Regions from separate parts of the Homo sapiens genome. Here region 2 is linked to region 1. Evidence: read pairs that join two places in POLR2A ChIA-PET (ENCODE). Cell type or tissue: OCI-LY7. All regions are shown on one strand. Each heading gives the region's core, and the rest is flanking DNA. Links, peaks and the distances in the headings are about the cores only. Region 1 has its middle 110 kb from the start of C1GALT1C1. Region 2 has its middle 21 kb from the start of C1GALT1C1.

Evidence for each region. ChIA-PET counts read pairs that join two places held together with the same protein. Peaks named below come from ENCODE experiments on the same cell type or tissue, not always from the same donor. Only the 100,000 strongest peaks of a DNase experiment are listed, where the experiment ranks them.
Region 2: POLR2A ChIA-PET joins it to region 1 with 5 read pairs; 3 of 35 experiments call an interaction of 5 or more read pairs at or near these places.

What each region holds. Positions count from the first base shown.
Region 1 is chrX:120,733,164-120,749,764 of GRCh38, forward strand. It overlaps the pseudogene GLRX5P1. Among named protein-coding and RNA genes, the nearest start is that of C1GALT1C1, 110 kb to the left of the region's middle. RefSeq lists enhancers at 3,324-4,523, 16,067-16,176. In OCI-LY7, for the core only: no CTCF peak of the experiment used is centred there; no DNase peak of the experiment used is centred there.
Region 2 is chrX:120,642,995-120,659,595 of GRCh38, forward strand. No RefSeq gene overlaps it. Among named protein-coding and RNA genes, the nearest start is that of C1GALT1C1, 21 kb to the left of the region's middle. In OCI-LY7, for the core only: no CTCF peak of the experiment used is centred there; a DNase peak (open chromatin) is centred at 6,457; H3K27ac peaks cover 1,176 bases.

The DNA.
Region 1 (16,601 bases), core at 4,540-12,539:
GCGTCCGCGACTATGCGGCCTACGAAGTGCTGGACGACCCCGAGCTGCGACAAGGCATTAAAGACTATTCCAACTGGCCCACCATCCCGCAAGTGTACCTCAACGGCGAGTTTGTGCGGGGCTGTGACATTCTTTTGCAGATGCACCAGAATGGGGGTCTGGTGGAAGAACTGAAAAAGCTGGGGATCCACTCCGCCCTTTTAGATGAAAAGAAAGACCAAGACTCAAAGTGAGGGCGCCCGGGTCCTCCCTGAACAGAGGGAGCCGTTCGTGTCAGAGACTCACTGCCAGAAAAACCTTACCGATTTTGGTTTTCACTACTGAGACAACTGCGTTGCACTGATCATTTCCGTTCGTGAGCAGTCGGGTGATTTTAGGTTGTCTGGTGTTTGGGCTAATAAGATTTTATTGTGAGCTTAATTACAACCACTGCACTGTAATAATTCAATGCTGTATTATGATATTGCTGTAAACAAAATTTGTTCTTATATTGCCATTTATTTTTTGCCTGATTCAGGAGTTAAACTAGGAGCTTTGGAATCATTATTCATGACCCCTCTGCAAATATGTCAGTCTGCAAAGACAATATCTTCCCCCAAATTATGTATAGCTTCTTCCGTTATGGAAAACGATGGACAAAGAAGAAACTGTGATAACTGGGTTTTTTTTTTTTTTTAAATAAACTGCCAACACAGGAAGAAAGTTATGTAAAAGCTTTGATGACTTCGTGCTACAATTTGATACATTTTATTATAAAGAGCATGCTGGAGACTGGGGCAAATGGATGGCAGGTCTAATAAAATCAAATTTTCAGACATTTATCTTCTTACTTCATATTTGCATTTTCGACTGCTTATATGATATTGTCACACACACACAGGCTTATTTTTATTGTTACTTTAATATTCGACAAACCTTTTTTCCTTAGTAAAGTTTATTTTTCCAACATAAAAGTAATATAAAACTTGGAAAATACAGCAAAATAAAAAGAGGAAAAATCAACATAATTTTACTGCCCCAAAAATCCCATTGACTTTTTTTTTTTTTTTTTTCCTTGAGACGGAGTCTCGCTCTGTCGCCCAGGCTGGAGTGCAGTGGCGCTGTCTCGGCTCACTGCAAGCTCCGCCTCCCGGGTTCACGCCATTCTCCTGCCTCAGTCTCCTGAGTAGCTGGGACTACAGGCGCCCGCCACCACGCCCGGCTAATTTTTTTTCGTATTTTTAGTAGAGATGGGGTTTCACCGTGTTAGCCGGGATGGTCTCGATCTGCTGACCTTGTGATCCGCCCATCTCGGCCTCCCAAAGTGCTGGGATTACAGGCGTGAGCCACCGCGCCAGGCCCTGATAGAGATTTTGTTCATTTTTTTAAATTTGTTTGCTTTGTTGATAGCTTGAGAGACCTTCACATTTCCATGTACCTGAGTCATCAAAATTTCTAAATCTGGTGGGTTCTTCACCCTAGAGTCCCAAGAGTGCCATAAGATACATCCTGGCATGGCAGTGGCCAGAGGGGCTGGTCTGGAAAGGGTGACAGAGGCCCTGATGTCTCAGGGAAAAGCACTCAGCATGAACCAGTAATCTGCACAAGGGTCGACCTAGTCCAGAAAGAACTTTTCCTGGGCTCGGTTCCCACCCTGGTGGTCACATCGCCGTGACTCAGCAGGAAGAGGCCTCCCCAGAGCCCAGGTCTCTCACAGTTAAGTGTTGTCAGAGGCTGCCGCGTGGGCCAGCAGTCCATCTCATTGGGTTAGCAGCAGCATTCCAACCCACAGGATTTGTTCACAGGCTGGAATGCTGGCCTCAGGGCTGGGCAGTGGCACTTCCTCCACTTGGTCCTGATGCTTGCAGTGATACCCTGTGGTGGTGCCATAAATCAGCTCTGCTCTGTGCTTTCCCAGAGAGATTTCCAAATGAATTGCCCTCCAAGCAGGCAGCGTGAGATACCTCCTTTCAGATGTCATGAACTAGATGGAATTTTGTTTTTACTAGAGGGGGGTAAATAGCAATGCCAGGCTATGATGTTGGAGTCTATTCAGTTTGCCTCACTTGACCCACATGTCAGTTATGAGCTAAACCTCACAGGCTGTCTCCTCAGGGTTAGTGGTTATTTTTCCTCAGCTAGAGGGAAGAACAAAGGAATGGAGCCCAGATGCACCAGAATGGGGACCTGGTGGAAGAACTGAAAAAGCTGGGGATCCGCTCCACCCTTTTAGATGAAAAGTAAGACCAAGACTCAAAGTGAGGGTGCCCGGGTCCTCCCTGAACAGAGGGAGCTGTTCGTGTCAGAGACTCACTGCCAGAAACTGTCACAGCAGCTGCAGGTTTGCACACCCAGTGCTTGACATTAGGCAAACCCCCTCATTTCTCGGGGTCCTCGACCTCCTCAAAAGTTTTTTCTTTTTTTTTTTTTTTTTTGAGACAGAGTCTTTCTCTGTTACCCAGGCTGGAGTGCAGTAGCATGATCTCGGCTCACTGCAACATCTGCCTCCTGGGTTCAAGTGATTCTCTTGCCTCAGCCTCCTGAGTAGATGGGATTACAGGCATGTGCCACCACGCTTGGCTAATTTTTGTATTTTTAGTAGAGATGGGGTTTTACCATGTTGGTCAGGCTGGTCTCAAACTCCTAACCTCAGGCAATCCACCCACCTCGGCCTCCCAAAGTGCTGGAATTACAGGCGTGAGCCACCGCACCCAGCCGGAAGTTTATTCTCTTAACTGGAGCTCAAGACTTCAAGACCAGTCTGGGCAATATGGCTAAACCTGGTCTCCACAAAAAAATACCAAAGGTATCCAGGTGTGGTGGTGAATGCCTGTAGTCCCAGCTACTTGGGAGGCTGAGGTGGGAGGATTGCTTGAGCCTGGGAGGTGGAGGTTGCAGTGAGCCAGGATCGCACCACTGCACTCCAGCTTGGGTGACACAGCAAGATCATGTCTCAAAAAAAAAATACATAAGGATGGTTAAGAATGTAATTTGACAAAAAGAATGTAATGTGATTGCTGTAAAAAATCATAATTAGCCTTACATCTCAAATATGTGGAAGGTATGTAAAGAAATAATATTATTGCTTTTTCCTCTGTCACTGGCTAGGTTTCTGGGAATGATCAGTGGCCCTGGATCACCCAGAGTCCATGCACCACACTTTGAGAAACAGTGCGTAAGGGAAAAGTATATGCTATGCTTTAAACACATTTATTAATACATTAAGTTTGATTCTATTTAAATTGGTTGAACTTTATTATACTTGATCATGAAGTTTCTATCATGGGTAAAAAATTATGACAAAATAGATGCTTTTTACTGATAGTTTGGCATCTTCCTTAATAATAGACCTGTAGCCAGGGTGAGGATGTCCAGCTAGGTACTTACGTACATTTTCCAGCCCGCTTTGTGGTCTGGTGTGGCTCTGAGACCAGTGAAATGTAAGTAGGAGTGATGTGTGCTTTTTCTAGGCCCAGCTCTTTAAACTTTGCACATGTGCTTCTCTTTACTTTTTTCCTCTAACAGAAGAAATATGGATGTGCCCATAGCACACATTACTCAGCTTTGAAACTGGCAGATAAGGCTGTTGCCTTACAGAAGGGCAGAGAAACATGAAGGAATCAACCCAAGTCCATGAGTGACTGAATGAGTTGAGTAGGCCACCTATGTGCTCTGGACTGTCAAGTGGAGAGAAACTTGACAAGTGGTGAGTTCTTTGACTCCCTGTACTATTGGGTTTTTATATTATAGAGGCTTAGCCCTTTAAGCCTGATAAAGCCAGGGAAACTTGGAGGTCTGAAAGCTCCGATTGGTAGCTTGTGGGGAAGAGTGGCTCTTGGTGGCACAGGACAGGTGGGAAGGAAAAGGGAGTCAGGATTTGGCACAAGACTACCAACCATGGTAGGTGGGTATGGCAAGTGCGTGTCCAGTTGATTTCTAAGGATGATTTTGGTGGTACTGCCAGGTAGGGGAGATAAGAAATAAGGAATAAGCTTGGTTGTGAGTCATACAGAAGTGTAGTTTTCTTATGAGAAAGAATAACTGAGTCAGGGGAAATGGTACCACTTAGTCATCCAGTTTAGGATTAGAGAGAAATGAAATCAAGGGAGCCACATCAGGCATAGGTCATCTCTGGGTCACCTCATGCAGGATCCAGGGAAGTGACACTTCTAAGCTTCCTGAAGGGTCCCTGGGGCTCTTGCTACTTTTCCTACTTTAGTCATGATTAGCATAAAAACTGTGGTGGAACTGTGGTGGCTTCATTAGTGGCTTCAGCTGTAAAGACTTGAAGCTGGAACAAATCAGAGATAAATCTTATTTACCTCACTTATTTACCTTTCATCTACATATGATTTAGTGCCTCAGCCACTGCTAGGGTACCTTTCTGTAAACTGGAAAAAGTGCTCCTTTTTGGGTTGGGGGCATGGCCTAGCAAGCACATGTATCAAACTAGGAAAGGAAAGCATTACTTGGTGAGTACAGTGCAGTATGGATTTCAGCCCCCATTCACCTCCATGACTGGGTATCCTTTGTGCAGTGAACAACATGCACAACTGTACATGGTGGCCTTGCAGACTACCAGAGGCACAGTGAGCATGAAGAGTGAAGTTGGAGAGTAAAGAAACAATTCAAATGTAACCTGCTGGCCAGAGGTACTTATAGGAAAGGCAAAAGAGAAGCAAAAGGTGAAGGGTGATTTAAGAACAGTTTTAAACTTAATATCTGAAGGGCCATCCCCAAATAGACAATATACTTTCTTGTATCTTTACCTTTGCTCATGCTGTTCCTCATCTGAAGTATCCTCTCTGGTTATATGATTCCTACACATACTCCAAAGCTTACTTCTAGACTTAACCTTTCCAAAAAGCCTTCCGTGAACTCTGTAGCTTACAAAGATCCCTCCCTCCCTCTTTACACTAAACTCTGACCATACTGCACTTAAGTTTCTGCCTTACATCATGCTCAGTGATTAGCTGGCCTGCTTTCCTTTTTGGCTGATTACTTCGTTTCTGAAACCATCTCTTGTGCCCCCCCCCCCAATAGCTATGGGAGTTTATTGAACTTAGTATTTATACATCAGTCTCTCCTCAGTGGATTCTAAGCTCTGTCAAGGCAGGGACTGTGGGTTTTAAAAAAATTTCTATCCCCAGCCAGCACAGGGCTCAACAAGTGTTTGTTGAATAAACAAATGGGCAATCCATGCTCAAAAAGATGTCTATTTGTTTGAGTGACCGAGAGCCTGGAAAATTTCTTCTCCAGTCCCAAACTATGTTTTTATTCAGGGAACCTCCGCTAAGCTCCCCACAGCAGGGTATGGGGACCACTTGTGACCAATTAACTTAAAATCTTTCCCCTGTTCAGACACTATTTTAACAAATCCTTGCAGTAGAAAGAGCACTGTGCTCATTGGGTGGTTCTAGTTCAGTTCTGATACTAACTAGCCATGTGACTTTGAGCAAATTGAAATCACCTGCCTGGCCAGCCTTAGTTTCCTATACTGTAAAATGAAAAAGTAGCTTTAATAGTCTGCAATGTTGTAAAGCAACATGATAAACAATGTGGTAATTGAGCTGAACTGTGAAAATATATTCATATCCATGGTAATACCTAACTCCTATCCTAGCTCAGCTTGAAGCAATTTTTCTTCGGCAGTGAAACATTCATAAGATGTTTTATGCGCCCCATGACCAATAAACAGCTGTAGGAAACTTGGGGAAAATATAACTCTCCCTCTTGGCCTGTATAATTTTACTGTTGTTGTTGTTGTTAATGGGCAGCCACCACTTCTTCTCTCTCCTTCATGGGGCTTATTTGTTCATTCTATTTAGGGTTGGCAGGTTCATCAAATAAAAGTGCAATATGATTCCTTCATATTTGTTCAGCACTTCACAGGTTATGAGGAAGCAGGTTAATGTATTAGAATGCAGAATGGCAGAAATAGCCTTGCTATCTAAAGTGTGTCCCCCCAACTGATAGCATTAGCATTACCTTGGAGCTTCTTAGAAATTCAAACTCTGAATCCCACCCCAAACCTACTGAGTCAGAATCTGCATTTTAACAAGACCTGCAGGTGATCATGTGTACACTAAAATTTGAGAAGCCCTGGGCTAGTTCTAACTGCCTCCTCCATTTGCTCAACAGCTGTCCCTAAACTCTGGAGTAGGAAAAAGGGAGTAGAGTTGCCCAAAATATGAACTCTTCAATTGGCTCCTTCCTATATTGTAGGGACTATCACACATGTGGTGGTCTTACAGGGCAGTGCATAATAAACAGCAGATAATGTTAAGTTTTCTGTCAGGGCCATCTGCTCAAACAAAGTCAGAAACCACATCCAAAAAGAAACCACATCTGTAGTATGATGAAGGCACTATGTCTAGGCAAGGCTGGACCTGAGTCAAGTTGTCATCTCTGCCTGGTTGGGATATCTATGCCTGTGAATATTCTTGAACTCTCCCTTTTGGCTACAATTCTTCACTACAAGGTTCTCTCCCTTTTTCTTTCAGATACTGAGTGTCCTCCTCAACCAAAGTGAACATTTAGAAAGGCATGTACTCTACTGTAACATTAAGTACAGTAGGTGTTTCTCCTCACCTGGGCTCTATATTCTCAGTTCTTTGCAAACATCCTCTTAAAGGGATTTCATTCCCCCAAGTAGCTATTGGAATAGGGTATTTTGGAAGGGTCTGGGTCACATACTCCACCTAAGAATAAAGCCAGCTCTGCTTCTAGGCTCTCAGCCTCAGCCTTACCCATATTCTCAAATCTCTCCACTCGCTCAGCCTCTCATACAGTTGCCCTTCCTGCCTTCACAAGTCTCTGTCTCTTTCCACTTCTCTCCTCCCAATTCGGGTCAGGCTAGACTGAGGATGGCTAGACCTTAGAGATCGGCCAGAAATACAGAGACACGGAAGTGATCTGCAGATGTCAATGAAACCAGAATAGTAAGAAATCCAGAGAAGGAGGCATAGTGTGATACCAGTTGGTCTGATAAGAGGGGACTAGGAACTGGGATTCAGAGGCAAGAAAGACTTTAGTTCTCATGAGAATTAGGGAGTCAGTCTCAGCTCTGGGAACCTGACATGCTGACCAGGGATCTAGCAGAAAGGGAGAGTCATGACTGGGCACGGGTAATTGGCAAGAAACCAGGGACTGGACAGAGGTTCTGAGGTCAGAAAAGGGCCAGAAGCTGGGATAGATTTGGACCTATGGCTGGGGTTGGTGGCTCCAGGAGTGAAGGCTAGAGTCCTGTGCTGAAGTTCCACCATTTGTTTTATTCATTTGAGATATAGATTTCGCTTTATAGAGTGGAGGTTAAGAATGTTGGCTCTGGAGCTAGATGGCTGGGGTTCAATTCTGTCTTCATCTCTTACCAGAGGTTTGACTTTGGTAAGGCTCTTAATCTCCCTGTGCCTCATCTGAGGGATGCTGTGAGGCTCCAATGAGACAATGTATGCTAAATGCTTAGCAAAGCACTGGCCCACAGGACATCCTAGCTAAATGCTATGCATGATGATGGTTAGCCCTCGAACTCCATGCCTCCATTCCTCTACTCCTCAAATTCCCTTCTGGTCACTGGGACATGTTCCCTCTGCTTAAAACAGCTTTTTTCCCTTAACTCCTTTTCATCGTTTAGGCCTCAGTTCAGACCTCAGTTTCCATAGGGGTCCTTTCCCAGATGCTCTTGGAATGGGTGAGGGGTTCTTCCTTGTGCTCCTATAGCACTTACACTTTTTTTTTTTTTTTTAAGACAGAGTCTCACTCTGCTGCCCAGGCTAGAGTACAGTGGTATGATCTCAGCTCACCTCAACCTCCACCTCCCGGATTCAAGCGACTCTCCTGCCTCAGCCTCCCAAGTAGCTGGGATCACAGGCGTGCACCACCATGCCTGGATGATTTTTGTATTTTTAGTAGAGACTGGTTCTCACCATGTTGGCCAGTGTGGTCTCGAACTCCTTACCTCAGGTGATCCGCCTGCCTTGGCCTTCCAAAGTGCTGGGATTATAGGCATGAGCCACCGCACCCGGCCAGCACTTACACTTATACATCATGTATTGTAATTGCTCATTTCCTTGTCTGTGTCTCCCATTAGTCCCTCAGCTCTACAAGTTTGGGGATTGTATCAGTTTTTTCCACTGCTCTCTCAGTTTCGCTGACACACAATAGAAATTTATTAAATGTTTGTTGATTAAATGAATAAAATGGTGAGAGACTTCAAGCTTAGGTGCCTTGGGAGAGCCATAACCAGACAGGATTCCTCTGTTAAAGCTTAATCTATGAGCTGCTGACAATTGTAAAGCCAGAGCCCCAAGGCCTGCGGTCACTTTCAGATGATGTCCCTTTCGGGAGGTGTCAGTGAAACCCACCTGCCCACCACCTTGCCTGTCTGTTTTCTGTGTGCTGTGTGGGCCAAGTAGTACTGGGAGGAGCAGCTTTAAATCTGAAAGTGTCCTATACATTTTCCAAGCCTCTGTAGCAGTCACCATTTTTCCCAAGCTAGCTTGTGTAATAATGCCTGGAGGCTAGTAAACAATGAACAATCCAATACCTTTCAAAGCATCCTGGAAGTACAATATTTGTGCTCCTTCTGTGGCATGTAAATATGTCTTATATCATGCAACATGCTGCTTTTCTAAATATTCATAAAATCTTATCTTAAATTTCTTTTATTTTAATAAAATGAAAATCTCGGTCTGTCTTTGTGAGCAAAATGATGTTTCCACCAACAAAGCTACTGGAGCCAGGCTGGGGATTGCAGGCTGCAGCGGCTTGAAGAGATGGACTTAGAAGTCACAGGGGAAAGGCTGGACGATAATTCCCTCCTTCTTCCTCCTGAACTCTGCTGATTCCATGGGGAGCAATCAGAGAACATTCTTGGAGACCTCTAAGTGACTATCTCCATGCCTAGCCTCATGTAGAGACATTCTACACATTTCTCTAAAACTTGCAGATGGCCGAGTTCACCTGGGAAGAGTTCATTTTGTGTGAGAAAAGTGGACAATTAACCTAGGGCAAGTGAAAATTGGAGGCAGGGATATAGCCAGCTGCTCTTAACAGAAAAACTAGTCATGCGTTCTTATTGCATGTTTGGGGACTGGGGTTAGGGCCGGAGAGTTTGACTCTCATTAGACAATTTGAAAAAAGTACATTTTAGCTTGGGGGACCCTTATTTCTCACCCCTTTATCAGAGGATAATTTAGAGTCGCATATGGGGTCTCTGGGTAGGGTTTTGCTAAATTTGCTAATTTGCCAGATTTTGCAGATACAAATATAGGATGTCCACTTAAATTTGAGTTTCAGATAAACAAGAGATTTTTTTTAGCATTTGCATATCCCAAATGTTTCATCCTGTAATGTATCTGGCAACCCTATTCCCAGGTAGTTATCCCTTGGAGCACCATGTTGTTGGTCTGCTTAATAAGGCAAAATGCCTAAGAAGCCTTCTGCTACTGGGACACCCTTAGCGGCTGGAGTTAGATCATCTCCCTTAGTACTGCTGGAAGCTCTGAGAAGCCAGTAGACCCCCTAATGAGCTGAACAGTGTGTGGGGGGGTGGAGGTGGAATGTTGTCTTAAATAAGCCCCTACTGATAGTGTGCGTAAAGATAGAGTTGGATGGAACAGCTGGTCTTTCAGGAGCCCTGTCCCCTACTTATCTTTTCTCCTTTTTGTGTGCCTTAGAAAACCCTACTGCTTTATTCTACCCTAAATCTCTTTTCCCAACAGCCAACCCAAATCAGTCAAGGCCCTTGAAACTTTCAGCCTAAAGTCAACTTATCCTGATAAACAAAAATGTAGGACTCAAAGGAAGCCACTACATGTAGAATATTCAATAGGAGAAAGCAAAAAGGACACTTGCTTACAGGCCTCATGCTTATTCCCATGGAAATAAAGAAACCAAATATGAGAATGAGAGAGGACCACCAGGACCTCACTTGGCTATTTAAATAAGAGAAATGATGCGGATTCAAGTGAAAGACAGATGGAACCGGAAGCAGCATCAATGCTTGGCAAAAGTAGTTTTTGGACTAGTGAGCTGAAAGGAGGGGCTGTTTGTTTCCCTGCAGATGTCTCGCAGGCTCCTGTAAGGAAGGAGTTTTTCCCACGTGCTCTTTGGAGTTGGACTGGGAAGGCTTAGTGTTAACTTACCTACCTTAGCCTAGTCACAGCACTAAAGGGCAAGTTGGCCTACTTGAGAGTGAGGCCCCTGAGAAGAACACAAACCACCCTCAATACACTTTAAATACTCTTCCCAGGGTTTTGTGCTCAGGAGTTGTTTGAAAGGCACAGGCACCTGGGTGGTTTTATGGGGTAATAAAAAGATGTGGAATGGAGGTGGGTGTGGATCATTTCTGCCCCTCTGTTCTGTTCCCAAGAAACCCTGGAGTACAGTGATTCTGAGACACTGTTAGGCCACCTGTGGTAGACATGAGTGGCCTTTTTCCAATTACTTCCTTTCCCCCTAATCTCAGATGATATGAGGGCTGGGTTCACAAAAGCATGGTAGAGGCAAGGCTTAAGACGAGAGGCCCAATGGGCTTGAGCCAGACTGTTGGCCAGACTGGGGCTAAAGACTCGTCAGCATGGTCAGACTAGGACACTCCGGCATGTGATTAACCATCTACAGTTAGGGCTGGAAGAGTTTTAGCTGGCATTTGGGCATGACTTTATAAAATGACCTTCCACACACAACTCTAAAATCAGGTCTGGGGTCTGAGGCCAGCCCTAGGTCAGCTCCCACTGAGGTACTTTGCACTGGCTGCCTTTTTCTTTTGGGAGGGACGACTGTAGCCTTTGAGGTGGGTCCTCATAGGCTTTCAGTAGTGTGAAGCTTTGGTCAAATCTGGGTGCCTAGCACTATATTTAAGCACATACATATCTGCTCAACGTCACTCAGCTAGTAAGTAGTAGAGTCAGTGCTGGAAACCAGATCTGTCTGACTTCAAAGCTCAAGCTTTAAACCATTACCCCACCATTTCTCAGCCTCCAGCCTCTCAAATACCACCTTCATGATTTTTGCCATATCGTGTACTGCCTACACTATTATTTTGTAAAATTTTTTAATTTTTAATTTTTATAGGGACATAGTAGGTATATATACTTATGGGGGACATAAGATGTTTTGATACAGGCATGCAATGTGAAATAAGCGCATCATGGAGAATGGGATATCCATCCCCTCAGGCACTTATCCTATGTGTTACAAACAATACAATTATACTCTTTAAGTTATTTTAAAATGTACAATTAAGTTATTATTGACTATAGTCACCCCGTGGTGCTATCAAATACTAGGTTTTATTCATTCTTTCTAACTATTTTTTTGTACCCATTAACAATCTCCACCTCCCTCCCTTAGGTTCCCACTCTCCTTCCCATCCTCTGGTAACCATTCTATTCTCTATGTCTGTGAGTTCAATAGTTTTGATTTTTAGATCCCACAAATAAGTGAGAACATGTGATGTTTGTCTTTCTGTGCCTGTCTTATTTCACTTGACATAATACTCTCCAGTTCCATCCATGTTTTTGCAAATGACAGGATCTCATTCTTTGTTTTGGCTGAATAGTACTGCATTGTGTCTACACTATTATTTCCTTAATATTTTTGAATCAACTTTTAAACTTTCATTAAAAGGAAAATCTATGTCACTGCCATAAACTGAAATCCAGTATCAAGTACCCTAAATGGAAGAAAATTATACTAATATACCTATAACTGCTTATTATAAATGTTCATCTGGGTATGACTGATAATCATCTCATATCTCGCTGGTGGTTTGCCTACCACACTTTGGAAAATACCGCACTATTCTAAGCAGCAGGATTATAATAGGCCTTGAAGGCTACTCTGGACTAAATGTTTGTGTCTCCTCCCTGCCCTCCCAATATGGTTTGGCACTGTGTCCCAACCCAAATATCATGTTAAGTTATAATTTCCAGTGTTGGGGGAGGGATCTGGTAGGAGGCGATGGGATCATGGGGGCGGATTTCTCCCTTGCTGTTATCATGATAGTGAGTGAGCTCTCATGAGATCGGATAGTTTAAAAGTGTGTGGCACTTCTCCCTTCTCTCTCTCTCTCTCTCTCTCTTTTTCTCTCTCTCTCTCTCCTGCCACCATGTGAAGATGTGCCTGCTTCCCCATCACCCTTCTGCCATAATTGTAAGTTTCCTGAAGGCTCCCCAGCCATGCTTCCTCTATAGCCTGTGGAACGGTGAGTCAATTAAATATCTTTTCTTCATAAATTACCCAGTCTCAGGTAGTCCTTTATAGCAGCGTGAGAATTGACTAATATAACACCCCCCCGCCACTTGCATACATTGGAGCCCTAATCTCCAATGTGATGGTGTCTTATTCTGTTTTCTGTGGCTACAGCAGAATACCTGAGGCTGGGTAATTTATAAAGCAAATAAATTTATTTAGCTCACAGTTCTGATGGCGGGGAGGTCCAAGGTTGGGCAGTTGCATCTGGTTGGCTTCTGGTGAGGGCTTTATCAAAACATGTCAGAGAATAGAAGGGGAAGTCAGTACATGCAAAAAGGGCAAAACACAACAGGCAAGCTAAGAATGAATCCATTTCCCCAAGAACTAACCCAGTCTCATGAGAAAGACATTAATCCATCTTAATGAACTAATCACCTCTTAAAGGCACCACCTCCCAATGCTGCCACGTTGGAAACCAATCCTTAATATGAGTTTTGGTGGGGACAAACAATATTTAAAGCATTGCAGATGGGATTTGGAAGTGTGGCTTTTAGGAGGTAATTATGCCATGAAAGTAGAGCCCTCATAAATGGGATTAGTGTCCTTTTAAGTGACACAAAGAGATGATCTCTCCCTCCACCATGTGAGGGCACAGCAAGAAGGCAGCCATCTGCAAACCAGGAAAAGAACCCTCACCAAGAACCTCGATCTTGGATTTTCTAGTCTCCAGAAGTGTGAGCAATAAGTGTCTACGGTTTAAGCCACCCAATCTATGGTATTTTTGTTATAGCAGCCCAAAGTGACCAAAACAAAGGCCATCTAATGAACCTTCCTCCCCTTTTCAATTTCAAAATAGCCTGTGCAATCTTTTAATTAATATCCTCTTGCCTGAGCTTGAACTTCTCTTGTGAGGAGACAGAAAACATTTTGCTTCTGACCAGAAACTGCCATCACACATGTTTCTTTGTTCTTTGATGTTGACACAAGTATACAGCCTTTGAAGAACTTTTACTACTGCGGCAAACTAGACATAAGGCCACTTGTGTGCCCTCACCTTTGCACTGTCTTTTTCTCATCTTTTTAAACTTAGCTGTTGTGGAGAGAAGGACAAAAAAGTACACAGGTGATGTTGGTGTGCTGGAGTATATACAGGATTGAAGTTTGATTTACGTACTTCACTCTGAGGGAAACACAAACCAGGCACAGAAAGTTGGATCCAGTAAGAAATCCTTAGTATTGGGAGGGAAGGGGAAATTCTGAATGCAGATGTGTATGTCTTCTGGTCCAGCTGCCTTTGAAATAATTTCAACATCTTCTGAGAAAAAGGAGGTGGAAGAGAAGAGTCGTCTCTTTAAAAAACCTTAGTAGGACATCAGCACATGAGCATGCCGGTTTGGCTGTGCCTCTAACAAAAAGTATCACAAAGGGAAGAGAGATCTTTTCCCCCTATGCAGAATAATATATTGCCTAGCTTTGGCATTTCAAGGGCCCCAGTGCCTCAGCTGTAGCAGCAGATAGCAGTGCCCAGTGGATGCAGGGTTGCTTAGCACAGGCACCAAGAGATAAATAGAAGGGCAGCAAGAGCAGCCCCTGGCAGGAAGCAGACATCCCTTGGGGACTCTAATATTATTAAGGGGTCCTTTGATAGAGGCCAAATTCTGCATAAGAGATAAAGGCAAGAGCTGGCAAAATTTGGAAGAGTGAGAGATTGTGTGACCTTTTATATACCTGCAGGCTGGCAAGGTCTGGGGAAACTCAAAGTACACACAGTTTAGAGAAAAATCCTGGACCACTGCCTGCTACCCCAGTTCCAGACATCACAGAAAAAGGGGTACATGTCCATATAATAAAGATCTCTTTCAAAAGTCTCAGAAAGGCTTTTCAAATACGTACAGCCAACTGATCTTTGACAAAGCATACAAAAACATAAACTGGGGAGTGGACACCCTATTTAATAAATGGTGCTGGGAAAACTTGCAAGCCACAGGTAGAAGAATGAAACTGAATCTTTATCTCTCATGTTATACAAAAATCAACCCAAGATTGATTAAAGACTTAAATCTAATACGCGAAACTATAAAACTTTCAGAAGATAACATCGAAAAAACCCTTGTAGACATTGGCCTAGGCAAAGAATTCATGACCAAGACCCCAAAAGCAAATGCAACAAAAACAAAAATAAATAATTGGAACCTAATTAAACTGAAAAGCTTCTGCACAGCACAAGAAATAATCAGCAGAGTAAACAGACAACCCACAGAATGGGAGAAAATCTTTGCAAACTACATATCTGAAAAAGGACTAGTATCTGGAACCTACAAGAAACTCAAACAAATCAGCAAGAAAAAAAATCTCATTAAAAGGTGGGCAAGTGACATGAGTAGGCATTTCTCAAAAGAAGATATACAAATAGGCCAGGCGTGGTGGCTTACACCTGTAATCCTAGCACTTTGGGAGGCCGAGGCGGGTGGATTACTTGAGGCCAGAAGTTCAAGACCAGCCTGGCCAGCATGGCAAAACCCCATCTGTCCTAAAAATACAAAAATTAGCCGGGCATGCCTGTAGTCTCAGCTACTCAGGAGGCTGAGGCACGAGAATTGCTGGAACCCAGGATGCAGAGGTTGCTGTGAGATGAGATGGAGCCACTGCACTCCAACCTGGGTGATAGAACGAGACTCTGTCTCAAAAAAAAAAAAAAAAAAAAAGCCCACAACAAAACAAAAACCAAAACCAAACAAACAAAAATGGCTCAAAATCACTGATCATCAGGGAAATGTAAATTAAAACCACAATGAGATACCACTGTACTCCTGCAAGAATGGCAATTATTAAAAAGTCAAAAACCAATAGATGTTGGCATGGATGTGGGGAAAAAGGAATGCTTCTACACTGCTGGTGGGAATATAAATTAGTACAACCTCTATGGAAAACGGTATGGAGATTCCTTAAAGAGCTAAAAGTAGATCTACCATTCGATCCAGCAATCTTACTACTGGATATCTACCCAAAGGAAAATAAGTCACTACATGAAAAAGACACTTGTACACATAGGTTTATACCAGCATAGTTCACGATTGCAAAGATGTGGAACCAACTTAAGTGTCCATCGACCAATGAGTGGATAAAAAAAATGTGGTATATACATATATACACCATGAAATGTTACTCAGCCATTAAAAGGAATGAAACAATCTTTTGCAGCAACTTGGATGAAGCTGGAGGCCATTATTCTGAGTGAAGTAACATAGGAGTGGAAAACCAAAAACTACATGTTCTCATTTATAAGTGGGAGCTAAGCTATGAGTACACAAAAGCATACAGAGTGATATAATGGACTTTAGAGACTCTGAAGGGGGAGGCTGGGAGGGGGGGCAGGGATAAAAAACTACACATTAGGTACAATGTACACTACTCGGGTGATGGGTGGACTAAAATCTCAGAATTCACCACTACATAATTCATCTATGTAACCAAAAGCCACTTGCAGCCCAAAAGCTATTGAAATAAAAATTTAAAAAAATATATTAAAGAATTAAAAAACCCAAAAACAAAATCCAAAATTCTCAGAAAGGCTTTTAAAATATGATACATGGGAGAAAACCCTGCAACAAAGACATGAGGTCCCATCATTATTGTGAATTAGCCCCTTGATCAACAACCATCACTTGAACATACACGGACTGCAGCAGCAAATGGGTTAGAAAAATGGGAGGCTAGCTATTTGTTCTTTAGGGAGACAGAGCTATTAGGGCGATGTCTGGCTGAGTTATTGAAGGAGAGGGATGTGTTCAAGGTACAAAATGGGTCCTTGAAATAGTTTCTCGTATGATGGCTCAGAAAGAAAAATAGGACTCCAGCCCTTCACATGACGGCAACCACCATTTGTTACTGTCTGCTGCATCTAGACTGGAATGGGGTCTGTCAGTGAGCTTCATGTTGACACAGGTGCTGGGGAGAGGTTGAAGAGGGGGAAGTTAGCTGGAGACACTGCTGTCAGGATCAGCACTGGGGCAGAGAGGAAGCAGCTGCGTTTCGGTGGTAGAAGTGGGAGGGGAAGGAAGAGGGGTCTGCAAGGGTTCTGTACATCCTGCACTGACAGAACTCAACAGCCCAGCCCTGCCTGGCTGGCCCTGGACAAGATAGACCCTGGGCAGCAACTGGGAGAAGGGAAGAGGAGAAGGGGAGCTCCTGGGGCCAGAATCATTCAGCAGAGGCTGTGGTTTCAGTGCATACCTTTGTGTGAAAGGAGTGCACCAAATCATTGAGTTGGGCTGTAATTCCAAGGGCTATAATTATAATTCCAATTCTTTTTTGTTTGTAATATTTCAAATTCTTGGTTCCTAGATATTGATCAGCAAAAAATTCCTCAGATGGCAATAGCCTCTTTTCTCCTGCAGCTCTCTCCCCACCCTTAGCCCTTACAA
Region 2 (16,601 bases), core at 2,890-10,889, 92 kb before region 1:
AAAGACTGGTTTTATTCATTTTTTACATCTGAAGAATCTTGGCCTTAGGGAGGCAATTTGCTACACACAACACATCCAGAAAGTCACACAATAGAGCAGGGAGTAAGTCCTAGCCCAAGGCTCTTTAGATGGAAAACAGGTCTTCCCTCCTGCAAAGATTTCATTTCTTGGTTTCAGTTACAACACCAATGTCTTGTTTTCTTTTTCGACTTTTCTTCTTTTCTTTTCTTCCTCAATCATTTACTTGTTTGTTTATAGTTTTTTTTTTTGGTAGAGACACTATGTTGTCCAGGCTGGTCTCAAACTCCTGGCCTCAAGCCATCCTCCCACCATGGCCTCCCAAAGTGCTGGAATTAACCGGCGTGAGCCACTGCACCCAATCCAACCTTTCAACTTCTCATTTCTTTCAAATTATTCCCTCCTTATCCCCATTCTTGGTGTCTCTTTCTCTTCTTCCCAAATACAGTCATTCTAAATTTCTTTCCTTGGGTCATTTTAATTGCTATATTCTCCCCCTATGATATCTACTCAATAGCTTCATCTAGTCAAATAGCTTCAACTACTCCCTCTGGGAGGATGATTTCCAAATCCATATTTCTGGCCTCTATGTCTTCCTTGAGTTTTGGACCTGAAATTTCAATTGCCTGCTTGATATCTCCATATGACTGCTTCAGATAGAATCCAACGTTCAGTGAATCTGCTTATTTGGATCCTGATTTCAAACAATCAACTGTAAACAAACAAGTAAATGATTGAGAACATTTAAATGCTTAATGGATATTTGATTACGTTACAGGCTTAATGTTGATTTTTTAGGTGGCCAAGCATGGTGGCTCATGCCTGTAATCTCAGCATTTTGAGAGGCCATGGCAGGAGGATTGCCTGAGCCTAGGAGTTTGAGGCCAGCCTGGGCAACATGGCAAGACTCTGTCTCTGCAGAAAATTTAAAAAATTAGCATGCACCTGAGGTCCCAGCTACTCAATAGGCTGAAGCGAGAGGATCACTTGAGCTTAGGAGGTCGGGGCTGCAGTGAGCTGTGTTTTTGCCACTGCACTCCAGTCTGGGCATCAAAGTAACACTGTGTCTCAAAAAAAATGTTTTTAGTTGAGATAATTGTATGTAATTGTAATTAGAAATATATAGTGAATTGTTTGTGGATTATATCATATGATGTCTGGGATTTACTTCAAAATAATTCAATTCAGAAAACAGTATGGAAGTCCTTCAAGAAATTAAAAATAGAGTTACTACAGGATCTAGCAATCCCACTACTGGGTATTTATCCAAGAAAAATCAAATTAGTATGTTGAGGAGATATTTGAACATCCATGTCCATTTCAGTACTATTCACAATAGCCAAGATATGGAACCAATCTAAGTGTCCAACAGTGAATGAATGGGTCAAGTGTAGTATGTATACACAATGGAATACTATTCAGCCACCAAAAAGAAGGCAATTCTGTTATTTGTGACAGTATGGATGAATCTGGAGGACATTATATTAAGTGAAATAATCCAGGCACAGGAAGACAAATGGATCCCTTAGAAGTAGAGTAGAATAGTGGTTGCCAGGGCTGGGGGTATTAACAGGGAGAAGGGTTGGGGGGTGGTCGGTCAAAGGATACATATTTACAGTTAGATAGGAGGAATATGTTCACGAGATCTATGATACAGCAAGGTTACTATAGTTAATAAGGATATATTGTATCCTTGAAAAACGTAAAGAGAGTTGAAGTTATGTGCTTTCACTGCAAGAAAAAATGATTAACCGTGAGATACTGTAGTTGTTAATTAGCTGGATTTAACCATTCTACAATGTATATATACTTCAAAAACATCATGTTGTACATGATAAATATAAACAATTTTACATGTCAATTTAAAAAATAAATAAATTTGAGGCCAGACGCTGTGGCTCACGCCTGTAATCTCAGCACTTTGGGAGACTGAGGCCGGTGGATCACGAGGTCAGGAGTTCCAGACCAGCCTGGCCAACATGGTGGAACCCTGTCTCTACTAAAAATACAAAAAATTAGCCAGGTGTGGCTGGGCACGGTGGCTCACGCCTGTAATCCCAGCACTTTGGGAGGCCGAGGCGGGCGAATCACGAGGTCAGGAGATCAAGACCATCCTGGCTAACACGGTGAAACCCTGTCTCTACTAAAAATACAAAAAATTAGCCGGGCGTGGCAGTGTGCGTCTGTGGTCCCAGCTACTCGGGAGGCTGAGGCAGGAGAATGGCATGAACCTGGTAGGTGGAGCTTATAGTGAGCCGAGATCGCGCCACTGCACTCCAGCCTGGGCAACAGAGCGAGATTCATCTCAAAAAAAAAAAATTAGCCAGGTGTTGTGGCGTGCACCTGTAATCCCAGCAACTCGGGAGGCTGAGGCAGGAGAATCGCTTGAACCCGGAAGGCGGAGGTTGCAGTGAGCTGAGATCGCACCACTGCACTCCAGCCTGGGTGAAAGAGCAAGACTCCATCTCATAAAACAAAACAAAACAAAACAAAACAAAACAAAAAAAACCATACATTTGAAAAAATAAAAAAAAGTTCCAAGTTTAATTCAGGAAGGGGAGGAATAGGTAAGATTGATAAAACAAAATTGACCTTGAGGTGACAATTGTTGAGCTAGGTAATGGGTATATAGGGCTTCAATATCCTATTCTCTCTATTTTTCTCTCTGTTTGAAAACTTGCATAATAAAGATTTAAAAATATTAAATAGATCCAAAATCAAATTGATCAACCTCACCTACATCCATCTCCTGACAATTGTTTTCTCATTAATGTCCTCTTATCTTTCCAGTTACTTATTGTGAACATGCAAAGTTCTCTTGGTTTTCTCCTTCTCCCTAACTTCTACATCCAGTCAGTTGCTGTCAGGTCAATGCTCCCTTCACAGCGAATCTTGCATCCATTTTTTTTCTTTTCAAACTGCCACCACTTTATTAAGTCCTTCATCACTTCTTGCCTTAAATAGTGTAATAGCATACATACATTCCTCCCCATTTCCAGTCCCTCCTTACTTTATGCATATCAAACATCTAGCATAGTGCTTGGTACTTAGTTTTTTTTTTTGGAGTGCTGTGGTGCCATCTCGGGTCACTACAACCTCCACCTCCTGGGCTCAAGTGATTCTCGTGCCTCAGCCTCCCAAGTAGCTGGGACTACAGGCATGCGCCACCACGCCTGGCTAATTTTTTGTATTTTAGTAGAGATGGGGTTTCACCATGTTGCCCAGGTTGGTCTCGAACTCCTGAGCTCGGGCAATCTGCCCATCTCTGCCTCCCAAAGTGCTGGGATTACAGGCATGAGCCACCGCGCCTGGCCAATACTTAGTTCTTTCTCCCTTTCTCCTCAACCATGAATTTATCTTTCTCACTAGTGCCTGCTTAACCCTCTGATTGCACCTTCTGTCTTCCCTGAGAGACATGCATAGACACTAGGTATGCTTTCATTTTTCATTTTTATTTATTTATTTATTTATTTATTTATTTATTTATTTATTTATTGAGACACAGTCTCACTCTGTCACCCAGGCTGGAGTGCAATGGCACAATCTCAGCTCACTGCAACCTCCGCCTCCTGGGTTCAAGAAATTCTCCTGCTTCAGCCTCCCGAGTAGCTGGGATTACAGGCGTGAGCCACCACTCCTGGCTAATTTTTGTATTTTTAGTAGAGACAGGGTTTCACTACCTTGGCCAGGCTGGTCTCGAACTTCTGGGCTCAGTTGATCCATTCACATCAGCCTTCTCTGAGAGAGACTGCCCTTCACTTCCTTTCAGCATTGCTTTTCTCTCTGTCCTTGCTTGATCCTCAGTAGGCTTCACTGCTGCCTTCATTCCACCCTAACTGCCATGCTTTGTGGAGGAAACGTGTGTATTTGAATAAAGACTGACTTCTCAGTTCCAAAGTTAGATGTGAGAGCAGTATTTTTCCTAGCTCTGGATGAACGGGCCTTTACATTTTGAGAAAATAGTCATACTGAATGTGAGTAAAAGAGAAGCAAGTTTTAAATCTCCTTCTTGTCCCCCCACTCGGTTGGGAAGAAAAGGGAAGATCTTTAGTTCAGAGGGATCAGCTTCTAGATCCAGGCAGGATAGGGTAAATGCTAATGTTGAAGAAGGAAATGAGCGGATGTTATTCCAGTAAGCTGGGGGCTTCTTGAGGAAATATTTCTTGCCTAGCGATGAACAGCAAGAGCTGCCACCAGTGGGTCTCATAGAATCAACATCAGCAGTGTAGATTGGGTGAAGGTGCTGTGGCCCAGGGATGTCTCAGGGAAATGACTATAGAACCCTTGTTTTTTGAGGTCTGTCTGGTGTAGTTCTGTTTGTTATGGACAGCAGCCAAGCCATCAGGGGTTGGGCTGACCATGCACAAAGAACCGTCCTATCCTTCAAAAAGAAAATGCCATAAGTCAATCACATTCTACCATTTTAAGCATAACACTTGTAACTAAATCAAACTGCTGTATTATAACCAAAATGCATCCTCCCGTTTTATATTTAAGGCCCACAGGCTTCAACTAATTTAGGGGACCATCTGGTAAGAGAGACAGAAAGTCTCATTACAAAGTGGCATTTGTTTTCAGGCTCAGACCTCAAAAGGGATTGTCCTGAAGACCCCAACCAATTCCCTGTGTGAGGGTCTAGCGCTCCTGACCTTACCACTTAGGTAGAAAGAACATGACTTTGGAGTCAGATAAGATTCAATTCTCTCCTTCAACTCTCCCAAGCTGGGTGCTTTGAGCCACAGGACTCCTGAGGTTTGAGTTTTCTCAGTTTCCTCATATGTAATATGGGAATTAGATTATACCTGAAGTTGTTTGGAAGATTAGAGGAGACATAGGCTCCCAGAGGGACCCTAGAGCTATTGGTCCCCTTCCCAATATCTATAACTTAATCCTCCTTCATTGTATTCACTCTGAGTCTTGCTATTCTGGCCTTGTTTGCCTAACATCCACTTTTACATACATAGACACTAGGCATGCTTTTATTTTTCTTTTATTTATTTATTTATTTTTTGAGATGCAGTCTCACTCTGTCACCCAGGCTGGAGTGCAATGGCACGATCTCAGCTCACTGCAACCTCCACCTCCTGGGTTCAAGCGATTCTCCTGCCTCAGTCTCCCGAGTAGCTGGGATTACAGGCGTGAGCCACCACACCTGGCTAATTTTTGTATTTTTAGTAGAGATGAGGTTTCGCTATGTTGGCCAGGCTGGCCTCGAACTCCTGAGCTCAGGTGATCCACCTGTCTCAGCCTCCCAAAGTGCTAGGATTACAGGCGTGAGCCACCACGTCAGGCCTAGGCATGCTTTTAAACAGATCTTTGAACTAAAGGGCTAAAAATAAGTTTTGTACTAATCCTGTTATTTGTTCACTTTTCTAGGAAGTAAAGAATTGAAATTGGGATTACCCTGATATAAACTTGTCAGAAGGCAATTTTGCCTCTTATGTAGTGTGCTGAGCAAATCTATTCTCAAAGTCCTCCTCTCCTATATTTACATAGTTGAAAGGGTTAGATTAGTTGGTTGGGACAAATCTTGGTTGCAGCTCAGGGGTGGGGAGGAGAGGGAGTGAAGAGTAGGTTGGTTAGAGATGGAAAATATGGGAATAGGGATGTTTTTAGACTCTATCTAGATAACTGTTATGTAGGTTACAGCTTTATTTCAAGTGAGAATGTGAATATGGCCATCTTCCTAGTTAGAGCCTAATGCTCAAAATTTCCTTGAAACCAAGAAACAAAATAAAAAAATGATGATTAATATTGGCAGAATGTAATTGCTGAAGCTGAGTCATGGATATGTGGAACTTCATTGTGTGATTCTCTATACTTTTGTGTGTGTGTTTGAAAATATCCATAATTAAAAGATTTTTATGTGACAATAGAGGTCAAGAACTGAGGAGTTTGACTGTCATGTCAGAAAAGCTAGTAGAGCATATCTGAACCAGTATAATTTGTTAAAGGAAATTATGGTGATTTCTGTAATGCTTATTTAGTTAACTGGATTTACTTGAAAGATTATATAGCATATGGCAAACAGATAAAACATTCAGTGGATATAATATAAATTGATCTCAAAAAAGTTTTTTTTTTTTTTTGGCCTGGTGCTGTGGCTCATGCCTGTAATCCCAGCAACTTGGGAGGTTGTGGGCAGATCACTTGAGGCCAGGAGTTCAAGAGCAGCCTGGCCAACATGGTGAAACCCCATCTCTACTAAAAATACAAAAAAAATCAGCCACGCATGGTGCCGTGCACCTGTAGTCCCAGCTACTTGGGTGGCTGAGGCAGGAGAATTGCTTGAACCCGGGAGGCAGAGGTTGCAGTGAGCTGAGATCATGCCACTGCACTCCAGCCTGGGCAACAGAGGGAGACTCTGCCTCAAAAAAAAAAGTGTGTTTTTGTTTTTGTTTTAATTCAGACGGGATTTGCAGGTCACCAAAAGGCTTCTGACAGGATGTCACAACCACTGGTTCTGTTTTTTTTTTTTTTTACGAGACAGTGTCTTGCTCTGTCACCCAGGCTGGAATGCAGTGGCATGATCATGGCTAACTGCTGCTTCAACCTCTTGGACCCAAAGGATTCTCCTGCCTCAACATCCTGAGTAGTTGGAACTACAGGCATCAAGCACAAGCCACCATACCTAGTAAATATGTTTTATTTTATTTTTGTAGAATGGGGTCTCACTATGTTGCCCAGGCTGATTTCAAACCCCGGCGATCCCTCCCACCTTGGCTTCCCAAAGTGTTGGGATTACAGGCATGAGCCACCACTCCCAGCTGTGCATAACATCTGTTTTTAAGGGAATTAAGTCACCATAGGATTGTAACCCACTTTCCTCTGAGTAGATATTGCCTGAGAAGTAGGAAACAAAGATAAAGATAAAGGAGGTTAAAGGATTGTTTTGACATTTCAAAAGCATGATTCCTTAGGGATAGGATTGGGTGGAGCAACATTTTTTAATAAATGTATTTCTATAAAAGAGCTGAAGGAATGCACAGTGAAATCTCTGAGTTGATTACATTAAACTCTTCTTGAGCCATGAATTACTTTTATTTTTTATAAACCAGGAAGAAGCCAAATACCTGAATAGGCCAATAACAAGTTCTGATATTGAGGCAGTAATTAATAGCCTACCAACCAAAAAAAAGTCCAGGACCAGACAGATTCACAGCTGAATTCTACAAGAGGTACAAAGAGGAGATGATACCATTCCTTCTAAAACTATTCTAAACAATAGAAAAAGAAGAACTCCTCCCTAACTCATTTTATAAGGCCAGCATCATCCTGATACCAAAACCTGGCAGAGACACAACAAAAAAAAAAAAAAAAAGAAAATTTCAGGCCAATATCCCTGATAAGATCGATGCAAAAACCCTCAATAAGATACTGGCAAACCGAATCCAGCAGCACATTAACAAGCTTTTCCACCAAGATCAAATCAGCTTCATCTCTGGGATGCAAGGCTGGTTCAACATACAGAAATCAATAAATGTAATCAATCACATAAACAGAACCAATGACAAAAACCACATGATTATCTCAAAAGATGCAGAAATGGCCTTTGACAAAATTTAACACCCCGTCATGCTGAAAACACTCAATAAACTAGGTATCGATGGAACGTATCTCAAAATAATAAGAGCTATTTATGACAAACCCACAGCCAGTATCATACAGAGTGGGCAAAAGCTGGAAGCATTCCCTTTGAAAACCGGCACAAGACAAGGATGCCCTCTCTCACCACTCCTATTCAACATAGTATCGGAAGTCCTGGGCAGGGCAATCAGGCAAGAGAAAGAAATAAAGGGTATTCAAACAGGAAGAGAGGAAGTCAAATTGTCTCTGTTTGCAGATGACATGATTGTATAATTAGAAAACCCCATTATCTCAGCCCCAAATCTCCTTAAGCTGATAAGCAACTTCAGCAAAGTCTCAGGATATAAAATCAATGTGCAAAAATCACAAGCATTCCTATACACCAATAAACAGACAAACAGAGAACCAAATCATGAGTAAACTCCCATTCACAATTGCTACAGAGAGAATAAAATACCTAGGAATACAACTTACAAGGGATGTGAAGGACCTTTTCAAGGAGAACAACAGACCACTGCTCAAGGAAATAACAGAGGGCAGAAACAAATGGAAAAACATTCCACGCTCATGGATAATAAGAATCAATATCATGAAAATGGCCATACTGCCCAAAGTAATTTATAGATTCAATGCTATTCCCATCAAGCTACCATTGACTTTCTTCACAGCATTAGAAAAAACTACTTTAAATTTCATATGGAACCAAAAAATAGCCCACATAGCCAAGACAAGCCTAAACAAAAAGAACAAAGCTGGAGGCATCACACTACCTGACTTCAAACTATACTACAAGGCTACAGTAACCAAAACAGCATGGTACTGGTACCAAAACAGATATATAGACCAATGGAACAGAACAGAAGCCTCAGCAATAACACCACACATCCATAACCATCTGATCTTTGACAAACTTGACAAAAACAAGCTATGGGGAAAGTTTCCCTATTTAATAAACGGTGATGGGAAAACTGGTTAGCCATACCATATGCAGAAAACTGAAACTGGGCCCCTTCTTTACACATTATTCAAAAATTAACTCAAGATGGATTAAAGATTTAAATGAAAGACCTAAAACCATGAAAAACCCTAGAAGAAAACCTAGGCAATACCATTCAGGACATAGGCATGGGCAAAGACTTCACAACTAAAACACCAAAAGCAATGGCAACAAAAGCCAAAATTGACAAATGGGATCTAATTACTAAAGAGCTTCTGCACAGCAAAAGAAACTACCATCAGAGTGAACAGGCAGCCTACAGAATGGGAGAAAATTTTTGCAATCTATCCATCTGACAAAGGGCTAATATGCAGGATCTACAAGGAACTTAAACAAATTTACAAGAAAAAAACAAACAACCCCATCAAAAAGTGGGTGAAGGATATGAACAGACACTTTTCAAAAGAAGACATTTATGTGGCAAACAAACATATGAAAAAAAGCTCATCATCACTGGTCATTAGAGAAATGCAAATCAAAATCACAGTGAGATACCATCTCACTCCAGTTAGAATGACAATCATTTAAAAGTCAGGAAACAACAGATGCTGGAGAGGATGTGGAGAAATAGGAACACTTTTACACTGTTGGTGGGAGTGTAAATTAGTTCAACCATTGTGGAAGACAGTGTGGCGATTCCTCAAGGATCTAGAACTAGAAATACCATTTGACCCAATAATCCCATTACTAGGCATATACCCAAAGGATTATAAATCATTCTACTATAAAGACACATGCATACCTATGTTTATTGCAGTGCTATTCACAATAGCAAAGGCTTGGAACCAACCCAAATGGCCATCAATGATAGACTGGATAAAGAAAATGTGGCACACATACACCAGGAAATACTATGCAGCCATAAAAAAGGATGAGTTCATGTCCTTTGCAGGGCATGGATGAAGCTGGAAACCTTCATTCTCAGCAAACTATCATGGGAACAGAAAACCAAATACCTCATATTCTCACTCTTAAGTGGGAGTTGAACAATGAAAACATATGGTGCAGGGAGGGAAACATCACACACCAGGGCCTGTCGGTGGGTAGGGGGCAAGGGGAGAGATAGCATTAGGAGAAATACCTAATGTAGATGATGGGTTGATGGGTGCAGCAAACCACCATGGCACATGTATACCTACATAACAAACCTGCACGTTCTGCACATTTATCCCAGAACTTAAAGTATAATTAAAAAAAAAACGCAAATAAAATTGTCAGTAATAAACATCAGTATCAGCAGATTTGTAAATTATATGTATCTCAAATTCTTTTTTTATACATGTACTTCATTTTTTATTTAAAAATATTTGTCAAATAAAGATTGAGTATATTTTGAAACACAAAAAAAGAAGAAATTACTTAGGCAGATAGTGAGGGAACGGAAGTCCTCTGTAAGGTTTTACTTTTAATAAAAAGCAGCCCTAAATTATTTTCCTTTTTAACAAAAAGCAGCCTGTAAAATCAAGCTGCAGACATAGATGCCAGCAGTTGTGCCAATCATGCTCAAGATGTTGGCTCCATCTTCCCTTCTCTTCGTCAGCCACGTGTACAGTAAGGAGCAGACCAGATGGTGTCTGCCAAGGGGAAAGTTCATTTGCATAATAAGATTAGGGTGGGGCAGCCCACATCCCTGTGCGCTATGTAAACATCATACCTGATCCAACCAATCTGTGAGCCCTATGTAAATCAGACACTGCCTCCTCAAGCCTGACTATAAAATCTGGGGCATCCACCAAGGCTGGTGGCCTTTCCTCTGGGAAGTCCCCTGTCTTCTCACTAGAGAGAGAGCAGTTTTCCTTTCTTTTTCCTTGGCTATTAAACCTCCACTCCTAAACTCCTTGTGTGTGTCCGTGTCCTAAATTTTCCTGGTGTGAGACAACGAACCTGGGGTATATACCCTGGACAACGTAGCTGCTTCACGACTGAAGAGAAATTGAGTTGCAGATACATTTACTTGGGGCTAATGGAATATATTTATGTGGTGTGGTGTCACTTCTGTGTATAGTTAAGTTATTGCTGGCCGTATCAGTGCAGTAATGACTTATGGGAACCCTTCTAAAGTAGTCAATTCAAAGCTTTTTAAGTATTAGTCATTACATAAAAGACCTGACATATCCTAAAATCTTACAGCTTGTATATAAAAGAAATAATAGAGGTTTGATAGAGGTTTTCTTAAATTTGACAACAATCCAGAACTTTACATCACATTAGCCAGTAATGGGTTGCCATGCTGAAAGAGGCTTTTCTAAACTCTTGGGAAAAACTAAATTGTTTTTCTATTCTCTCCATAGAAATTACACTACAAAAGTAGTATTGGATGAAGAGGTAATCAAAAGATATGCAGACAAAAATATAGGAAAAAAGGTAGCGTGGAGGTGCGTCAGCTAATATAATGAAAATATTATATTATTTTTCCTGATTTTGTGATGTTTGTGGTATTTGCCAGTTTTAAAACTTGTAGTTTCTTGTGATTTGTTTTCTCATTCTAAATAAATGTTCAGGGTTTTACCTAACTTTATTCTTTAAAAATAAACTTATTTAACCCAAATGATATAAGCTTCTGCCCCACAAAACTTGGATCTGCCACTACTGATGGGGTAAATAGTGATGGTCATTTGGAGTGTGCCATGTTATAGATAAGGACACTGGTTTGCCCAAGCTAGCATAGATAGGGGTACAGCCAGGATGCAATGTTGAGTCTTCTGGATTCAAAGCTTATGTTTTCTTCACTATCCGAAACTATCCTCTTCCAAATGAAAATTTATGGTAATCAACACAAATTGTAGTAATAACAACAATCTATCAAGTGCTTAGTAGGTGTCAGGCATCAATAAATATTAATTTCATTTAAACTGCACAATGACTGTCTGTATTATCATCCTTATTTTACAGTTGGGAATACTAAGATTGAGAGAAGTGAATTAAATTGTTCAGGCTCACACAGCTAACAAAGGATGAAAGCCAGGATTTGAATTCGTGTCTAAATGAGTCTAAAGCCTCTACTATGTTACAAACTGCCTGGGGAGAAAATCCTGGAGATCCCTACAAGGGAAGACTGGCTTATTGTTTCCTTCCATCAACCTCCAGTTGAGTACAGAAGAGGACAGTGCCTTCTCTGACCTAGATGTGAGCAGATCAAATCCTTCCCCCAAAATTTTGGCACACCAATATGAACCAAATGCCCTAGGTGTCTCTTTCCGCAAATCCTAGACAGTGTTCTGTCATTGCTTTTGCCCACACCTATCCTCTCAAAAGCTAATCTTGGCTGCTCAATTGTGGTGTTCCTGATAGACAGGAGGCCTAAATATGATCAACCAAAGAACTTTCTGGCCTCTTCTTCAGGGTTATACTCACAGTTACCATTGAGGGCCCACAGGCACTGCATTAACACTGAAGCAACCTTGTACTTCCTCCTTTGCTATCACCAATCCTGCTTTTGGCAACACTATTACCTTTTTCAACCTTTTTGTTTTTCTTTTTTTTTTTTTTGAGACGGAGTCTCGCTCTGTCGCCCAGGCTGGAGTGCAGTGGCGTGATCTCCGCTCACTGCAAGCTCCGCCTCCCGGGTTCACGCCATTCTTCTGCCTCAGCCTCCCGAGTAGCTGGGACTACACGTGCCGGCCACAACGCCCGGCTAATTTTTTGTATTTTTAGTAGAGACGGGGTTTCACCGTGTTAGCCAGGATGGTCTCGATCTCCTGACCTCGTGATTCGCCCGCCTAGGCCTCCCAAAGTGCTGGGATTACAGGCGTGAGCCACCGCGCCGGGCCTACCTTTTTCAACTATTTAAGTGATGTCAAATATGGTTGTGAGAACCTGGGCTGCCAGGATTCCTTTGATTCCTCTTAAAGTCTTCAAGAAAGGGAGATGCTGTCCCCAGGGCACATACCTGAATCCTATTAGTTCTCACCTCACTTCTCAGCTTGGGGGACAACAAAAGACCTCTGTGTCACAGCCTTTCCATGTTCCAATATGAGATTTCAACCTGACCCTCTCAGTAGGGCAGCAGGAGACTGAAATAAGCATCCCTGCCTTCCAGGGCACCAAGTACCTGAGGATGTTTCTGTACTTGTCTACTTTTGTGCTGCAAACTCGAATTTTTGAACTTGATTCCAAGTCTCACCAGCTGACCTATTCTAGTTGTCAAAAATCAGTAGTTATTTTCTCCTCTGTATTTTTATGACATAGCACTGCTTCTAAGTCATCAAAATTGGCATCTATTTGTCAAAGGTCTTGGAGGTAGTGGACAGCATATGCTAAAACAGAACCTTGAGCCAAGCAGGTTGACAATTTCCAAAATGTTGAAGTAAGAGGAGGAGCACATGAGAGAAGTTTGCCCAGGTGAAAACTCCTTCGTCTGTTAGTTTGCTTTCTGGGGGATCCCTCAGTAAGGGCAGCTTTATTTTGATAGGCCACGTAGTTGAGCCGCAAACACTCTTCCTCACTGTCAGGCCCTGGCATTTTGTACCTGCTTCTCCCTTCCTCTTCAACTCCACAGCCCTTTCTAATGTGTGCTCCAATTCTGACCTGACCATCCTGAATCAACTCATTGATGAGCTTTGCAATCTTTGAACAGTCCTTCAAACAGCTCCTGTGGTATCTGCTGAATCTCCCAAATGTCTTTAAATGTTGAACACTGGCCATTCAGTGATCTTTTCAGGGTCTATGCCCAGCCTCTGCTGTGATTTTATATATCCAACGTATTATTTTTTGTTCCAAAGTTTGTTTGAACTGATTTTTAAAAATATCTACCCAAAATATTTTAATGAGGTCTTGCAGAACTGGCATTTGTCAAGGGACAGTTTCAGGCTGTGTTTCCCAAGTGATCCAGTAAAATGAGGAGCAATTGCTCCTCTCCTCCAAAGTGCCACCAAATATAATTATGTCATCTAAACAAGCAAGTACCTCCAGGTAATTCATATCACCAATTGCCCTTCCATAAAACCCTGGAAGGTGTCTGGGGCTGAAAAGATGTATGGGGCAGTCTTTCAAATAGGTAAAACCCCACAGAGCAGATGAAAGCTGTCTTTTCTTTATTTCAGTCAGCCATAGGGATTTAATAATAGCACTTCTCAAACACAGAATTGGAAATCACTGATTCCCTACCATACAGTCTAGAGGGTAATCTGTCCAAAAAACTCGCTATCTTAGGTGAAAAATGATAATAGGACATCTATATTCCCGGCCCTGTGTCTGCCCTCTCCTACAGTGAGCTTTGCTTCTTCCTCTTTATGAATTTGTTTATTCAGCTAAATTAACTCTGACTGCACATTATAATCTATGGAGTTTGTTATAAAACATCTATCCCTGGATCCCACCCACCCCTAGAGATCCTAACATTTTCTAAATACCTACTCTATGCTATGCCCCATGCCTTGCTCTAGGTGTAAAGGAAATCCAGTCATGGACCCTGCCCCTCAATTCATAGTTGAGGGGCAAAGATGGATAAATAAAAAACTATAATTCATCAAGAAAATACAGTATAATTCCATGTTCTTTTCTTAATCTAGATTGTTTCTCATAAAATTGTGCCAGTATGGGTAAGGTAAACATGGATTTGTTCAACAAGTCCTTGTATATAGGAGGAGGAGTGTTTCCTGGGATCTTGGGTGACATAAATTGAGGATTTTTAAAAAATAGTAAGATGAGGCTGGGTACAGTGGCTCATGCCTGTAATCACAGTGCTTTGGGAGGCTGAGGCAGGCAGGTCACTTGAGGTCAGGAGTTCAAGACCAGCCTGGGGCAACATGGCAAAATTCAGTCTCTACTAAAAATACAAAAATTAGCTGGGCATGGTGGCGGCCACCTGTAATCTCAGCTACTCAGAAGGCTGAGGCAGGAGAAACGCTTGAATCTGGGAGGCAGAGGTTGCAGTGAGCTGAGATCATGCCACTGCACTCCAACCTGGGCGACTCTGTCTCAAATATATATATATATATATATATATATATATATATATATATATATACACACACATATATATACACACATATATATTTATATATATACACATATATATTTATATATATACACATATATATTTATATATATACACACATATATATTTATATATATATATTTTTATATATATATGTATAGTAAAGTAAGATATATATGAATGTCCATAGAAGTTTCATTTGTAATAGCCAAAAATGAAACAGCCCAAACATCCTTCAAACGATGAATAATTGAATAAACTGTGGTACATCCATAACTTGGAATACTACTCAGTAAGAAAAAGGAATGAATTATCGATACACATGACAACATGGATGAATCTCCAGACTATGCTGATTATGTTGAGTGAAAAAGGCTAATCCCCAAAGGTGACATACTGTATGATCCCATCTGTGTAATCTTCGTGAAATGACAAAATTATAGAGATGGAAGAGTGATTAGTGGTTGTTAGGGGTTAGGGAAGTTGAGAGGGAGTGAGGGAGGGAGGTGTGGTTATGAAACAATAACAAGAGGGATCCTTGTGGTGACTGAAATGTTCTATGTCTTGATTGATTGTAGTGATGGTGATGCAAGGCTATACTATGGTAAAATTATATAGAACTAAACACTCACCCACACACCACATGCAAATATACATGTAGAGCTGCTGAAATCTGAATAAGCACTGTGGATTGTACCAATGTCAATTTCTTGGTTTTGATATTGCACTATAGTTGTATAAGATGCTAACATTGGAGGATACTGAGGAAAAGGTATACATGCCTTGTAATCTTCTGTGAATCTATAATTGGTTCAAAAAATAATAGTCTGAGAAGCTGCTAACCAGAAATCAAAAGGATTAAAAATGTCAGACACATTTGTAAATGCAAAACTACAAATGGTGTCATTAGGAGAACCTGGGAATATAGTTAATCTTCGATGTTACAAGGAGGACAAACTGTCTCAGGGAATATTACATTTTATTTTTATTTTATTTTATTTTGCTTTGGACACACAGTCTTACTCTGTAGCCCAGGCTGGAGTGCATTGGCACCATCTCAGCTCACTTCAACCTCCACCTCCCAGACTCAGGAGATTCTCCTGCCTCAGTCTCCTGAGTAGCTGGGACTACAGGCATGCACCACCATGCCAGGCTAATTTTTTTTTTGTACTTTTAGTAGAGATGGGGTTTTGCCATGTTGGCCAGGCTGGTCTCAAACTCCTTACCTCAGGTGATCTGCCTGCCTTGTCCTCCCAAAGTACTAGCATTACAGGCGTGAGCCACAGAGCCTGGCCAGGAATATTACATTTAAAAACAGATAAGTTTCATTGTTTTTCCAATTATAAAAGAATGTTTCTTGTGGAAAATTTAGAACATGTAGCCCCAAAAACATTATTAATAATCCTACCAATTTGAGATAACCATTATTTTTCGACATTTAGAGTGGGATTTTTTTTGTTTGTTTGTTTTGTTTTTAGCCATAGAGTCTCTCTATTGCCCAGGCTGGAGTGCACTGGTTTGATCATAGCTCACTGCAGCCTCAAACTCCTGGGCTCCAGAGATCCTCCTGACTCAGCCTCCCCAGTAGCTGGAACTACAGGCACGTGCCACCACACTCAGCTAGTTTTCTTTTTAGTAGAGATGAGGTCTTGCTATGTTGCCCAGGCTGGTTGTGAACTCAAGCTCCTGCCTCGACCTCCTAAAGTGTTGGGATTACAGGCATGAGCAACCATACACGGTCTTTTTTTTTTCTGTGTATAAAATTAAAACAAAAATTTTCATACTCAGCAATACATTTGTTTCTCGTCTTTAAAGAATAATTTATTTTGAGCCAGGCTGGATAAAATGATCATTTATTAATATAACTTTAATGAACATATAGTATTCTATCATATGGATGCAGAATTAATGATTTACCTAACCCCCTATTTTGAACATTCAGGTTGTTTTCAAGTTTTTGGTATTATAGATACTGCTGCAATACATATCATCGTACATACATCTTTGTATATATCCCTGATTACTTCCTTAGTATAAATTCTCTGGAGAAAAATTATTGGG